3 separate regions of the Homo sapiens genome follow, and all the other regions are linked to region 3. The links are chromatin contacts, found by Hi-C in ENCODE. All regions are on one chromosome and are shown on one strand. Each heading gives the region's core, a stretch centred on a gene start or an enhancer-like site at or near the end of the contact. The rest is flanking DNA. Distances are from core to core; before and after follow the strand shown.

Region 1 (4,611 bases), core at 367-2,866, 880 kb before region 3:
TTGATGGGCACTGACCCCAACAACAGGCCTGGGCACAGGTCCAGCACTTAACTCAGAGGGATGCCGTGTGCTGCTGCATGGTCTGTTACCAACATCTCATAGAAGAGAGCAGAAACCACTTAGGAACACAGCTGATTTAGGAAGGTTTTTCTAAACACACATAGTTTAGGAAGGTTTTTCTCTTAATTAAGATTTATCTTTCTGATGGAACCAGATGACAGGGAGATAGATGCCTGCATGGTGAGCGTTTTCATATATTACCTCTTAATTCTCACAACAACCTGATGAGGAAGGTGTTATTATCCAACTTTAAAGTAATTTTCCAAAGTCATATAGCTCCTAAATCTAAAGATTTTGTTATTTTTTAAATACTAAAATTGTCCCATACCACCAATATGCACAATGTGCAGTGGATGACTATCCGCTCAGAAATGGCCAACAAATAGGTAACAAGTTTGTAATTCCAGATTAATCTCTGTCACCTCCAACTAGTGACTAGTCTTTTTATTTTCCAGTTTTTACAAAACTTTAATTTTTGAATTGATAGATTATATTTGTACATATTTATGGGGCACATGTGATATTCTGTTACATGCATAGAATGTACAATGATATTGTTACATGCATAGAATGTGTACTGATAAAGCATACATAGACGCACAGATAAGTGCATAAAATGTGTAATGACTAAAGTCAGGGTATTTAGGGTATTCCAAAGCCAAAATTGAGTGCTTACTCATTTGCCTCACTGCAATAGAGAGTCTAATGTCAACATTCTAAAAGTTAGGTGTACTATGAATACTACTTCATCTGAATGCACCAAAGGATAATCTCCGAAAATATTCCTTTACCTGGACAGGGTGGGGGAAGGAAGCGAGAGATGTGGAGAGAGACGGAGCGACGTCCTGGCCCTCTGTGACCTCCGTGCCAGGAAGAGGGACCCAGGATGTTTGAGAGTTTTGCTACCAGCCTTAAGCACCGAGAGAGGTGTCACTCAGTGCGCAGCTGCACCGGCTAAGTTTTTTAGACGCGTTGCCCTCGGCAGCGGGTTTGGACCCAAGGTCGCGTCGACACTGGCCTCAGCATCTGACCGCGGGCGGAGCCCAGGTGCGCGCGAGGCCCTGCCACCCTCCCTCGCCCGCGGGCGCTTCTCCCTTGCCGGAACCGCCCGGCCCCGCCCGAGGCCTGCCCCGGGAGCCCCGCGGCGAGTGTCGCCACGCTCACCTCCTCGCTGTGCGTGGACGGGCACTTCTTCCGCAGGCGGCCCCAGTTCAGCAGGTTCCCCGTCTGCAGGTGCAGGGTGCGGGCCCGCGCCAGGAGCGCCTTGGCCGCGCGGCTGTCGGTGCCCATGGCAGCGGCCGCCCAGGGGCCGCGCAGCGAAGGGGCTGCGGGCGGGCGGGCAGGCAGGCGGCCGCCCCACAGGACGCGGTGCCCGAGGCCCGAGAGAGACCCGAGAGGGAGCGCGAGGCTGCCGGCGCCGCGCGGCTGGAGCCTGGTCTGCGCTCGGGCCCGAGGGAGGCCGGACGGCGGCTGGGCGGCGGCGGGAAAGGAAGGCACCGGTGGCTGCGGCTCCGGCTCCGGCTACTGCGGCCGCAGCGGGAGAGCTGATTCCAAACTGAGGGAGCTGTTTCCTGGAAGACAATGACTAAGCAGAAATCGTAGCCGAGAAAGTGCTTCGTAACCGTTACTCATCCCGCGGCGGGGCAGGGGCGGGGCGCGAATGGGCTGCGGGACGCCGGCCCGCAAGTGACTGGCCCTTGGCCTGCGGCGGGCGTGGCGACGGGTGGTGCGCGGCGGGCGCGCGGGTCGAGAGAGCGTGGCGGCGCGGCCCGGAGCGCAGCGCGCGGCAGGGCTCCCCCTGGCGGTCAGAGGACAGCGCGAGGCAGACACCGCCTCCGCCTGGTGAGGTAGACACCGCCTCCGCCTGGTGAGGTCTCCCGGCGTTCAGGTCGCGGCTCCGCCCACGGCCGCCCCAGGGTGGGCTTCCTACACGTCTCTTTAAAGGGCAGCCTGAGCGGCCACCGGGACTCGGAAATGCTACGTAGTTTTCGTTCTCAGAAGCAGCTGTTTATGCGCAAGCGCCCCCTTCTTCTTTTCGCTTTGCTACCTTCAAGGACCTTCTCCCAAACTGCTAATTTTTCTTCATCCGTTAAAGGTCTATTGATTCACATTATTTGCTGGCAGTGTGTGAAGTCAACGAACAAGACTGAGTCTTTGCCCTTGAGACGCGTACACTCTACCCAGAGACAAGTTCTAAGCACAGGAAACAAGTAATTTTATAAGAACATCATAGGGCAGTTATTCTCCAGATGAATTCAGATTAAAGAGGACACTTGAGCCGGTGAGATCACAGAAAGCTTTTATCACCCACCCCTTTAGAGGTGGTCGAGATTATTTACCCCTATTAAATTTCACGTGTGGTGGTGGACTCGGTATAAACATCAAATTGAACATGTATTGAGCTTTCCTCAACAATCTTTCACATTCGTTGAGGTGAATCAGATTATTAAAGGCAAAATGAGATTCTCATTATAAGCGGGGACAATATAGCTATTGAAAAGAGAGATGAACCAGTTGGTAAAATGGTAAGAATTAGGGGAGGGATGGGAAAAAAGATCTTTCTAGGAAGTTAGAAATTGAGCCTGATGTTGAGTAAATATTTGTTGGCTGAATGAATGATGGTAAGAGTTCATTGAACGAGCTTGCGCTGCTTTTTTTTTTTTTTTTTGGATATTGATTTTTTATTATAGTGAAAGAGCTACCCACAAGCACCACCACTACTTAAACACATTTTGATGCACTGTAACATACAATTAACATTTGTTGTAAATAATTCCAACATATACAAAAATAGCAAGAATACTATAATGAAACCCGATATAACTATCTTCTGAACTCAAGATTGAATAAGATTTGTCTATACTTTTTGTTTTATAATACTTTAAGTTCTAGGGTACATGTGCACAATGTGCAGGTTTGTTACATATGTATACAAGTGCCATGTTGGTTTGCTGCACCCATTAATTCGTTATTTACATTAGGTATTTCTCCTAATGCTATCCCTCCGCCAACCCCCCACCCCATGACAGGCCCCAGTGTGTGATGTTTCCCACCCTGTGTCCAAGTGTTCTCATGGTTCAATTCCCACCTATGAGTGAGAACATGCAGCGTTTGGTTTTCTGTCCTTGCGACAATTTGCTCAGAATGATGGTTTCCAGCTTCATCCATTCCCTACAAAGGACATGAACTCATCCTTTTTGATGGCTGCATAGTATTCCATGGTGTGTATGTGCCACATTTTCTTAATCCAGTCTATCATTGATGGACATTTGGGTTGGTTCCAAGTCTTTGCTATTGTGAATAGTGCCAAAATAAACATACCTGTGCATGTGTCTTTATAGTAGCATGATTTATAATCCTTTGGGTATATACCCAGTAATGAGATCGCTAGGTCAAATGGTATTTCTAGTTCTAGGCCCTTGAGGAGTCACCACACTGTCTTCCACAATGTTGAACTAGTTTACACTACCACTGACAGTGTAAAAGTGTTCCTAGTTCTCCACATCCTCTCCAGCACCTGTTGTTTCCTGACTTTTTAATGATTGCCATTCTAACTGGTGTGAGATGGTATCTCATTATGGTTTTGATTTGCATTTCTCTGATGACCAGTGATGATAAGCATTTTTTCATGTGTCTGTTGGCTGCATAAATGTCTTCTTTTGAAAAGTGTCTGTTCATATACTTTGCCCACTTTTTGATGGGGTTGTTTGATTTTTTCTTGTAAATTTAAGTTCTTTGTAGATTCTGGATATTAGCCCTTTGTCAGATGGGTAGATTGCAAAAATTTTCTCCCATTCTGTAGGTTGCCTGTTCACTCTGATGGTAGTTTCTTTTGCTGTGCAGAAGCTCTTTAGTTTAATTAGATCCCATTTGTCTATTTTGGCTTTTGTTGCCATTGCTTTTGGTGTTTTAGTCATGAAGTCCTTGCCCATGCCTATGTCCTGAGTGGTATTTCCTAGGTTTTCTTCTAGGGTTTTTATGGTTTTAGGTATAACATTTAAGTCTTTAATCCATCTTGAATTAATTTTTGTATAAGGTGTAAGGAAGGGATCCAGTTTCAGCTTTCTACATATGGCTAGCCAATTTCCCCAGCACCATTTATTAAATAGGGAATCCTTTCCCCATTTCTTGTTTTTGTCAGGTTTGTCAAAGATCAGATGGTTGTAGATGTGTGGTGTTATTTCTGAGGCCTCTATTCTGTTCCATTGGTCTGTATCTCTCTTTTGTACCATGCTGTTTTGGTTACTGTAGCCTTGTAGTATGGTTTGAAGTCAGGTAGCATGATGCCTCCAGCTTTGTTCTTTTTGCTTAGGATTGTCTTGGCAATGCAGGCTCTTTTTTGGTTCCATATGAACTTTAAAGTAGTTTTTTCCCATTCTGTGAAGAAAGTCATTGGTAGCTTGATGGGGATGGCATTGAATCTATAAATTACCTTGGGCAGTATGGCCATTTTCACACTATTGTTTCTTCCTATCCATGAGCATGGAATGTTCTTCCGTTTGTTTGTGTCCTCTTTTATTTTGTTGAGCAGTGGTTTGTAGTTCTCCTTGA
Region 2 (4,617 bases), core at 967-3,466, 560 kb before region 3:
ACTAACAGACTGCAACTGGCAACTTAATTAGGTAATGACGCATGCAAAGTACTTAGCAGAGTGCCTGGTTCATCATAAAGATGAACCATAAAGAAAAGTCATTATTACTAGCAGTGCTTTATTGTGGGAAATTGTTTTTGAACAAGATGTGGCTTCACTACAATACATAAGTGGATTGTGAGCAAGAAATACAGGACTGGAAACAATTGTAGAAACTTAACTGACTCTGTGGAAACCTACTAAAAAGCTTCCAAGTGAAATTTGAACTGTGCAAATAGACTTGTGCAAAATATTTTTGACACACTAATTCTGGTGCATCTCTTTCAACTTCAAACCAACAATATTAAAAACATGTATTATCCACTTCTCAAAGAATTCTCTAGCAAGTAGAAAATTACCGTGCAAAACCACTTCCATTGTATGTTGTAAATCTAAGTGTTGTGTGCATTAGAAATGTAGACACAAACTTCCTATCCCCCACGACTGCAGGAGCCTGTGTCAATCAAATGTCCGCTGCCCCACGCATGCCCCCTGCCAAATGCACATTACGGCAGTAGTTTCATTTTAGGCTCTCTAATTGAAGTGTAAAACTGCCCCCAAACATCTATACTTACTATTTCCCATTCTACCATTTCTTCTTGAGGAAAAATTGCCAGATATTTCAGAAATCTGCTATTTCAGCACAATTTCAGATTTGGCAAGAATCTACTTTGAGATGCTAAAAAGATTAGATGAGCTCATCCTAAAACGATGATTAAATCTTTATGGTTTTAAAAAGCACTCTCCACAAAAACAGAATAGGGACATGTGAGAAAGAGTTTTATCAATACTATGCAAACAATTTTTAAAGGAAGGCATGCAATACACATGCACTTCATTTCTGTACAGTTTGAACCTAGCACGCTTTAAAAAGAGGAAGCTGCCCAGCATCCCACCCCTCCAGAATGTCTAGCATTCCTGGCAGGCAGTACTCTCCTTTGACCAGCCAAAACTACTCTTTGCCAAAGAGCAAGTTCCTCATCCAAGAATTTAAACAAAGAGGGAAGAATGGAGCAACCAAAATGGACAGCCGACGGTGGTAACGACGGACAAAAGATAAACTATAGACAAGAGATACAGTCACAGAGACAGATGGAGAGAAGGGAAGGAGAGCTCAGCTCCTGCCATTAGCAGGTAATATCCTGCCCTCCGAAAACATTTGGGGCCAATACCCTCTGAGAAAGTTTTAAAAAGATAAACATAGAGACAAGAGGCTCGTCAGTCACGAGGGTTCCACCTTGAAACGTCCAACTCCAGCTCACCCGCCCCCCAAAAAATTTTTTTTTTTAATTAAAACTGTCAAACCCCAAAACACGTCCACAATTGAACTGGGACAAACCTCTGAGACTGAGGAAAACTCTCAACGAAACCCAAAAAACACAGACCAGGAGAAAATGCACCACGGAAATCCTAAAATATCTCAGGAATGAGAGCCCAACTGGAGTGAGGGCTGCAGTCAGGGCAGGTGGGAGCGGGAATAGAATCCAGGCAAGAACACAGACCCATAGTGATCAGGAGCACGGATTCCGGAGCAAAAGCGCCTGGGTTTAGGTCCTGACGCTGCCAACCACTAGTCTGTGTGCTTGGGCAGGTTTTTAACCTCGGTTTCCCCGTGTGAACCGAGTCGAACAATCATGGAGTGTTCTGAACATTAAAAGAGTTAAAATGTGCAAAGGCTTCAGAACAGCAGGCGGACCCGTTGTACGCGCTGTGTGCTAACTTTAATTACGATCGTCACCGTCTGCTCCCGGCCACCGCTGGCGTCCTCCCCAGCTCGTCCGCGCCTCCCTCGCCGGGCGCGCCCCTAGCCCCGGCCGGACCCTTCCCGTGGACTCCAGTCCTGGCTCGAGGACACCCGTCCCTAGCGCAGCCTGCCACCGCTTCCACTCGGGGCCGCCCCGCGGGCCTCCCGGACCCTGGACGGCAATTCGCGGGCGCTCGCGCGGGCAACCCCAGCCCGGAGCCACGACCGCCGCGGCCGGAGCAAGCGCCACCTCCTCACACTCACCACGGCGCTCCATCTCGCGTGCCGGACGCGGACGCCCGCCCCACACCTACGGCCGCCGCCACCGCCGAGGGCTGGAGCTCGCTGCCCCCATCCCCCACGGCCTGCGGACGCCCGGCCAAATCTCAGCCGCAGCCGCAGCCGCAGCCACAGCCACAGGCACCACCACCACTGCAGCCGCCACCGCCCCTGCAGCTACCGCCACGGCCGCACCGCCCGCCCGCCAGCCCCGCCCCCTGGAGCCCAGCCCATTGGCCCGCGCTCCCGGGGGCGGGGCCGGCGACCGCGGCAGGTACGGGAGGCAACTAGCTCGCGCGCAGAACGCGACCGTCAGTTGCGCGCGGCCGGACGCTGTCCCAGCATCACGGGCTGCGTCGGCTGCCCTTTTGGCTTGCAGGGGACAGGCAGAGCGACTCAGAGAAAAGTCACCTGAGGACTAGATGCGGCTAATGGCCAGATGAGCAGCTACATTTCTTATGAGACACTTCTGTGGATCGCCTTTTTCCTCCCTCTTCCAGGGGTTAGGGCCTGGGGAAGGGCGCCACACGTCTGAATGAAGAATGAACTACCTCAAAACCAGCCATCTACTCTGCCCCTCTGCCCTCTATGGAGGGTAATAGTTTCCACTTAGGCCTATCTGTATTTTTTTTTTTTTTTTTTTTTTTTTTGGAGACGGAGTCTCGCTCTGTCGCCCAGACGAGTCTAATGGCGTGATCTCGGCTCACTGCAACCTCCGCCTCCCGGGCTCAATTGATTCTCCCACCTCAGCCACCTGAGTAGCTGCGATTATAGGCACCCATTACCACGCCAAGCTAATTTTAGTATTTTTAGTAGAGGCAGGGTTTCGCTATGTTGGCCAAGCTGGTCTCGAATTCCCGACCTCCCGACCTCAGGTGATCCACCCGCCTCAGCCTCCCAAAGTACTGGGATTACAAGCATGAGCCACTGTGCCCGGTCCTTTCTTTCTTAGCTGCACTTTCAAACTCACTTCATAATGAGAAGAAAAAAAAAAGTCTGAGAAAGATGGAATAATTATAGCAAGCAGGGCTAGAAAGCACATAGTCCCTATATCACACCACTCGCTGGAACAAGCGATGGCACTTACCTCAGTGCTGGAACATTCAGAAAGAACTCATAGAGAAACAGAGGAAAAAACACAGGGAGGGAGACTGTGGGTAGCGCTGGGGTCTGCGAGAAAAATGACCACACACGGGAGAAACAGAAAAAGACACAGGAGAATGTGCTGAGGAAAACTGGAAAGAAAATGAGGTGCAGACACAGGAAAAGGGAAGAAAACCAAGGAAGGCAGAAATAAGTGAAGGCAAAAAGAGAAAATAAGGAAGAAAAATAAAAGGAGAGACTACCCACTTAACAAACAGAAAAGTAAGTGAGCATGACAGAACCAAAAGTAGGGTAGCGGGGCAAGAGAAAAACTCATTGACAAAGAAAGAGAAGAGGGACATCTTACATAGACATATCTTTGAACCCTTACAGGAAAAACAATGCTAAGAAAATACAACAAATTTGGCTCCTCAGGTGCTACTTAGAAAAGATAAATAAGAAAACTCAGCTCCTTGGTTACTTTGGCACCATACTGGATTTTTTGGACTCAACTTACACAGATTTTCCCCTCAAATCCCCAAAATAATAGTAACAAGGTCCTGCCACAAATAGGAAACCTCAAAAACCAAAATTCCTTCTAATCGTGCTGAAAAAGAAAAATGCGCCAAGGACTCTCACCATGGAAGCCAATGATGCCTGAACTGAAGCAAACTAATAAGAGGAGACAAAGGAGTCCCCAGGCCAAGGGGAGGCTGAACAGTGCAACTACGATTCAATCATAAGTAAGGTTTTTGGAAGGAAATTTTTGAGGAAGTCCCTCAACCTCAAACACCCTCTTAAGTCTATTTTAAAATATATTATTTTGCACTTATACACCATTTCCCTTAATAAAGAGGACTGTGTTGCTGACTAAAATGGAACTGGAAGCATCACTGACAAAATCATGAACAAGTTCCTGATGGAGAGAGAGGGTGTATGGATGGAGGTGGGGGTGTGACAAAGAGAAAGGAGCTCACAAGGAGGAGAGAAAAGCAGGGAAAGAGAGACAAAGGGAGAGACAAATATGTGAGAAGGAAAGAGAGACAACAATAAAGGAGAAAGAAAGACAAGAGGGAAAGAAGAAAGAAATATGCAGAGATAAGGGGAAGCAGAGAAAGAAAATGAGATGGAGAGAGATAAGGAAGATAAAAGAGACAAACAGAGGTGATAGAGACTACCCACCGATAGAGAAAGGAAAGAGGGTCATTTCTCACATGCAAACAGTTCTGGGGGAAATGAAGCCAATTAGGCTCTGAGGTTTTACCTTAAAAATACAAACATAAGAATCCAAGGCTCCTTGATTACCTGCTTCCACAATTATTTTTCAGACTTAATTTTTAAAATTTTTTCCATTACACCTCAAACCTAACAGTACTAATATGACAAGCAGTACTGAAGACACCTAAAAAACAAAGACTCCTTCAAACCCCACTGGAGAATGATGCACCATGGACACTCACCCAGTGATGACT
Region 3 (4,597 bases), core at 1,898-4,397:
TTGGCCATTGAAAAAGAATGAAATCCTGTCATCTACAGCAACATGGATGGAACTGGAGATCATTATGTTAAGAGAAATAAGCCACACATAGAAAGGCAAATATCACATATTCTCACTCATATGTGGTAGCTAAAAAGGTGGCACTCACAAAGACAAAGAGTAGACTGGTGGTTACCAGAGTCTGGAAAGGATGGAGGGGAGGGAGGAATGAAGAGAGCTTGGTTAATGGGTACAAATACAGAGTTAGATAGAAGAAATAAGACTTAATGTTCGATAGAACAGCAGGGTGAATATAGCTAGCAATCATCTATTGTACATTTCAAAATAGCTAGAAGAGAATAAACTGAATGTTCGTAGCGTCAAGAAAAGATAAATGATAATGGTGAAGGATATCCAAATATCTCATATACCCCCAAAATAGATACATCTATTTATCAATTTAAAAAGACAACTCTGGTCAGGCACAGTGGCTCATGCCTGTAAATGTCAGCATTTTAGGAGGCCGAGGTGGGTGGATTACCTGAGGTCAGGAGTTTGAGACCAGCCTGGCCAATATGGTGAAACCCTGTCTCTACTAAAAATATAAAAATTAGCCAGGTGTGGTGGCAGGCACCTGTAGTCCCAGCTACTTGGGAGGCTGAAACATGAGAATTGCTTTAACCTGGGAGGTGGAGGTTGTGGTGAGCCGAAATTGCCCCACCACTGCACTCCAGCCTGGGCAACAGAGTGAGACTCTGTCTCAAAAAAAGAAAAAAAAAAAAAGACAACTCAGTTTTTAAAATGGGCAATAATGTAAATAGACATTTTATCAAAAAAGGAAACACATATGACTAATAAGCATACGAAAGGATTTCCAACATTAGTAGTCATTAGGGAAATGCAAATTAATACCACATCCACTAGAATGACCATAATAGAAAAGACTGACCTTACTAAGTCATAGATTGTTGGTGGGAAAATAAAATGGTACAGCAACATTGGGAAACATTTTTGCAGTTTCTCAACATGTTAAATACACACTTACTGCATGACCCAGCAATTTCGCTTCTAGGTGTCCAGTCATCAGAAATGAAAACATATGTTCACAGAAAAACTCATATGCACATGTTCATAGCTGCAGGATTCACAATAACCCAAAACTAGAAACAATTTAAATGTCCATCAACTAATGAATGAATAAGCATATTGTTGCTTATCTATAATGGAAAACTACTAAACAATGGAAAGGAACAAACTACTAATATGTGCAACAGCATGGGTAAAACTCAAAATATTATTAAGTGAAAAATGCCAGGCACAAAATATAATATATTGCTTGACTCCAGTTACATGAAACTTCTAGAAAAGGCAAAACCATGAAGACAGGAAACAGATCAGTGGTTGCCTGAGGCTGAGGGTGGGAAGCAGGATTGACTGCAAATAGACACAGAGAAAACCTTCTGGAGGTGATAGAAGTGGTCTAAAACTGGATTGTAGTTATGGTAGCAAATCTGGAAATTTACTAAAAATCAACTATGCAGTTACAATGGATGAGTTGTACGGAATACACATATATTGCCATTACTTTTAATGACAAAACCACAATTACTTTTGCAACAACCTAATAAATTAAACCCCAATAAAGTCATTTTTTTAAAACAGAGCTAATTCTTGCATACTTCAGTTTGTAGACTTAAATTCATACTGATTTCATGAGCTTTAATTTTTCCCAGGCATAAATCATCCTTGCTAATATGAAAATCAATTTGGACAAAAGCTTTCCACTTGCCTTCCTCAACCTGTAATTTATTTTGAAAGCACAGAAGTTTCTGTTGCATGCCTCTCCTTCAAAACCTTTGCTGTCTTCTGATTATCTCACCTGGGAGGGCTCAGTCACAGGGTCAGAACGAAAGAATTCACAGTCATCATGAAGTGCAGGTACTATTCCATCTTCTATGTACCATCTTCCAAATCTATAGCAATGATTACTTGGAGCCAAGATCACTGAATTTTAAAGACTGAGAAATTCATCACAAGACTTCTAATTTCTCATTAACTCTCACTTTTATTAATTTAGAGATGAAATTAAATTTATTACAAAGCTACTCTCTACCCTTCCAGATCCAGAGCCACCCAAGGACTGAGTTCAAGAATCTTAAAATCCTAGGTAAAACTAACTGGCCCATTTGGCCACACTGCAAATCCTTCTTTCTTCACACTTGAAAAGTTCTGTGGGTGGTTTAAAAGATATTTTTAAATTTTCACAAAACATATAACCCAAATCAAATCATGCTTATGATCTCTTTCTAAATCTATAAATTTCAACTTATTTGAATCACTGATGAAATTATCACTCCAAATAATACAGCTGGATGAAATCTGAACCAAACCATACCTACCAGTCTGTGCAACGAAATTCAGAGCAAAACACACGCACAATTCTGGCAAGTGTTCATTGCCCACATCTACTAGCAGGAGACCCATGACTCTATTTACAAATCGTGGGTTATACATGAAATGTAACTTTTATGTCAAGATAATTATCTCTCCAAAGGAAATAATGACAGTTATATCTTTCAAACTTGCTTTCCTTTTCTTTTTGTTTGAGGCCACTCAGTTCTTCCCAGCTACTGTCAGCACTGCTTCCCTACAAAGGAGAGTATCTGACACGAGGCTTTTATTGAGAGACTGTTTCAGTTAAAACCTCTCTGAGATTCTGAATGGCAGAAAAATTGTCTCCCAGAAGAAACTTACCAGATCTAGCAGAGTAAAAGTCATCAAATGACAGAATCTCAGAGTTGAAGACCACCCACCTAACCCAGGAATCATCTCTACGATATCTCTTGCATTCATCTGTATAATTCTAGGAAACCATGACTCTCTGAGTCCAGAATTCTATAGTTTAGTCACTTTTTCTATTTTGTTTAGCCATTTGAATATGTCAGAGAGTAGGGATCAATTCTGGCTTTTTTAAGCTAGATGGCTAAACTTCTGAATCTAGGGAAAAGTATACCAAAAATAAAAAATAAATGTCATTAATTTAAGCACCCAAGAGAAAACAGCCCATTCCCTCTCCCTAGGATCATCCCATTGACCATTCAGCAGTCGTTTCATTTCATGGCCTTCACATAATGTGCACGGAGGCCACTTCCCACCTACAGGAGGACTGATGAGCATGCAGCAATCTGCAGTTTCTGTTCCTCGTTCACAGTTTTTATTTTCATAAGGCCATGATAGGTACTTCCTCCACCCAATGTGGTATATTTAAATTGTGAATCATTATACAGGAAGTAAAAGGAATTCCCAAAGCTCTATACATATATCCTTTGGGTTTTTTTTTAATTAAATGAGGTTTCATGAATCAAAAATAACACGTACAAATTATGTAATAAAAACAATTCATAAGGCAGGCTTTCAAAGAAGGACTTAGAGTGATTATCTATTGTAAGTATCATTGTGCCAAACAGTTATTACTCACAGGGCTGAGGGTGGCTTGCATTCTCTCTAAAAATAGATCTTTCCATGAAAACACATAATATGTTCTTGTTGCTGTTCGAGGTAAAAACTACAAAAGAGGATATTTTTATCCTCTAGGCAGTTAACTTTCATTCCAAATAGAACCAACCAAATCATTTACAAAAGGAAAAAAAAAGGAACCCAGACATCTGGAAATTTGCTGTGTTTCTTTTCCTGCAGTTTACATTTCTGAAATTCCTTTCCTTATTACATAAAACCATACTCTCTAACCAGTAATATCCAATAATGAATGTCCCCAGTTTGTAGGCAGTGACAGTAAATTCAAGCATCAAAAACAAAAGAAAAATAAACAAAAAGAGAGAGACAGAGATCATTCAAAGAATAAACAGTCCACTCTAACACATCTTTTTCTGTCATTTCTCTCCCAGGCTCCACATTGAAAGGCAGTGCAGTGTTGCAAAAGAGCCTGATCTGTAATTAGAAAGGGCTGACTGCAAATATCTGTGTGAGAACACTGGCTCCATCCCTTACTACCGATGTGACCTTGAGCAAGATTCTTAACTAGCGGTTCCATTTGCTCATCTGTAAAGTGTGGATGATGGTATCTCTCTCGTGGCGTAGTAGGACTAAATTAGATACATGAATAAAGTGCTTAGCACCCTGCCTAGCACACGGCAGTTAGCAAGTAGGATCCTTGCTCTTAGACTTGAGCAGGATTTTGAGGAAGGAATGGCTGAAAACTGAGGGAAAAAAGAAAAGAAAGAAGTGAATGACATAAACAACTGAAGGAGGCAGTTCTGCCTGGTGGCCTGCCCAGATATTGGAACCCTTTGTCCGTATTGATGCATTTGATACTACATATTTGCATCTTGGTGGCCCCAAAATCACACACCAGTGATTTTTCCACCTAATATATTTGTAAGGTAGCTATTCGTAAGCTCCCATTTTTTTAGAGGCCAAGCTGAAATACTAAATGTTGAAGGCCCCAAAGGCAAAGCCAGGCAGGAAAGCCACTGCTTACTGTCATCATTCTGCTGCTTCATCCATCAGCACCAACAGTAGGTCTAATTGTTATTTTCTATTTTTTTTTTTTTTTGAGACGGAGCCTCACTCTGCCTCCTAGGCTAGAGTGCAGTGGCGT

What was found. Hi-C counts contacts between places; a loop is a spot of excess contacts on that map. Pooled maps may share reads with other maps.
Region 1: a loop to region 3 is called in a map with no recorded cell type, with 4 times the contacts of the local background. The contact joins the promoter of GCLM here to the enhancer-like site in region 3. A Hi-C loop is called at or near these places in 3 of 168 maps with a recorded cell type or tissue (IMR-90, PC-9 and naive thymus-derived CD4-positive, alpha-beta T cell), 1 of 37 single-sample maps with no recorded cell type and 4 of 50 pooled maps.
Region 2: a pooled map shows a loop between it and region 3 (1.9-fold over the local background). The contact joins the promoter of ARHGAP29 here to the enhancer-like site in region 3. A Hi-C loop is called at or near these places in 1 of 168 maps with a recorded cell type or tissue (PC-9), 3 of 37 single-sample maps with no recorded cell type and 11 of 50 pooled maps.

The regions. Positions count from the first base shown.
Region 1 is chr1:93,907,814-93,912,424 of GRCh38, forward strand. It overlaps GCLM (glutamate-cysteine ligase modifier subunit), which reads right to left and starts at 1,617. Exons shown (of 7, transcript NM_002061.4): 1 at 1,225-1,617. The coding sequence starts at 1,350. It overlaps LOC124904221 (a long non-coding RNA gene), which reads left to right and starts at 1,779. Exons shown (of 2, transcript XR_007066230.1): 1 at 1,779-2,341. RefSeq lists silencers at 1,031-1,080, 1,131-1,490, 1,701-1,940 and an enhancer at 1,981-2,140.
Region 2 is chr1:94,235,368-94,239,984 of GRCh38, forward strand. It overlaps ARHGAP29 (Rho GTPase activating protein 29), which reads right to left and starts at 2,217. Exons shown (of 23, transcript NM_004815.4): 1 at 2,048-2,217. RefSeq lists silencers at 1,941-2,180, 2,191-2,420.
Region 3 is chr1:94,789,489-94,794,085 of GRCh38, forward strand. All of the region lies in intron 1 of SLC44A3-AS1 (SLC44A3 antisense RNA 1), which reads right to left. Among named protein-coding and RNA genes, the nearest start is that of SLC44A3-AS1, 28 kb to the right of the region's middle. RefSeq lists a silencer at 3,217-3,266. Within about 2 kb of position 3,148, at least 14 of the 41 ENCODE cell types and tissues checked have a DNase peak (open chromatin) inside an H3K27ac peak, as active enhancers do; they include IMR-90 and PC-9, where a contact is called at or near this core.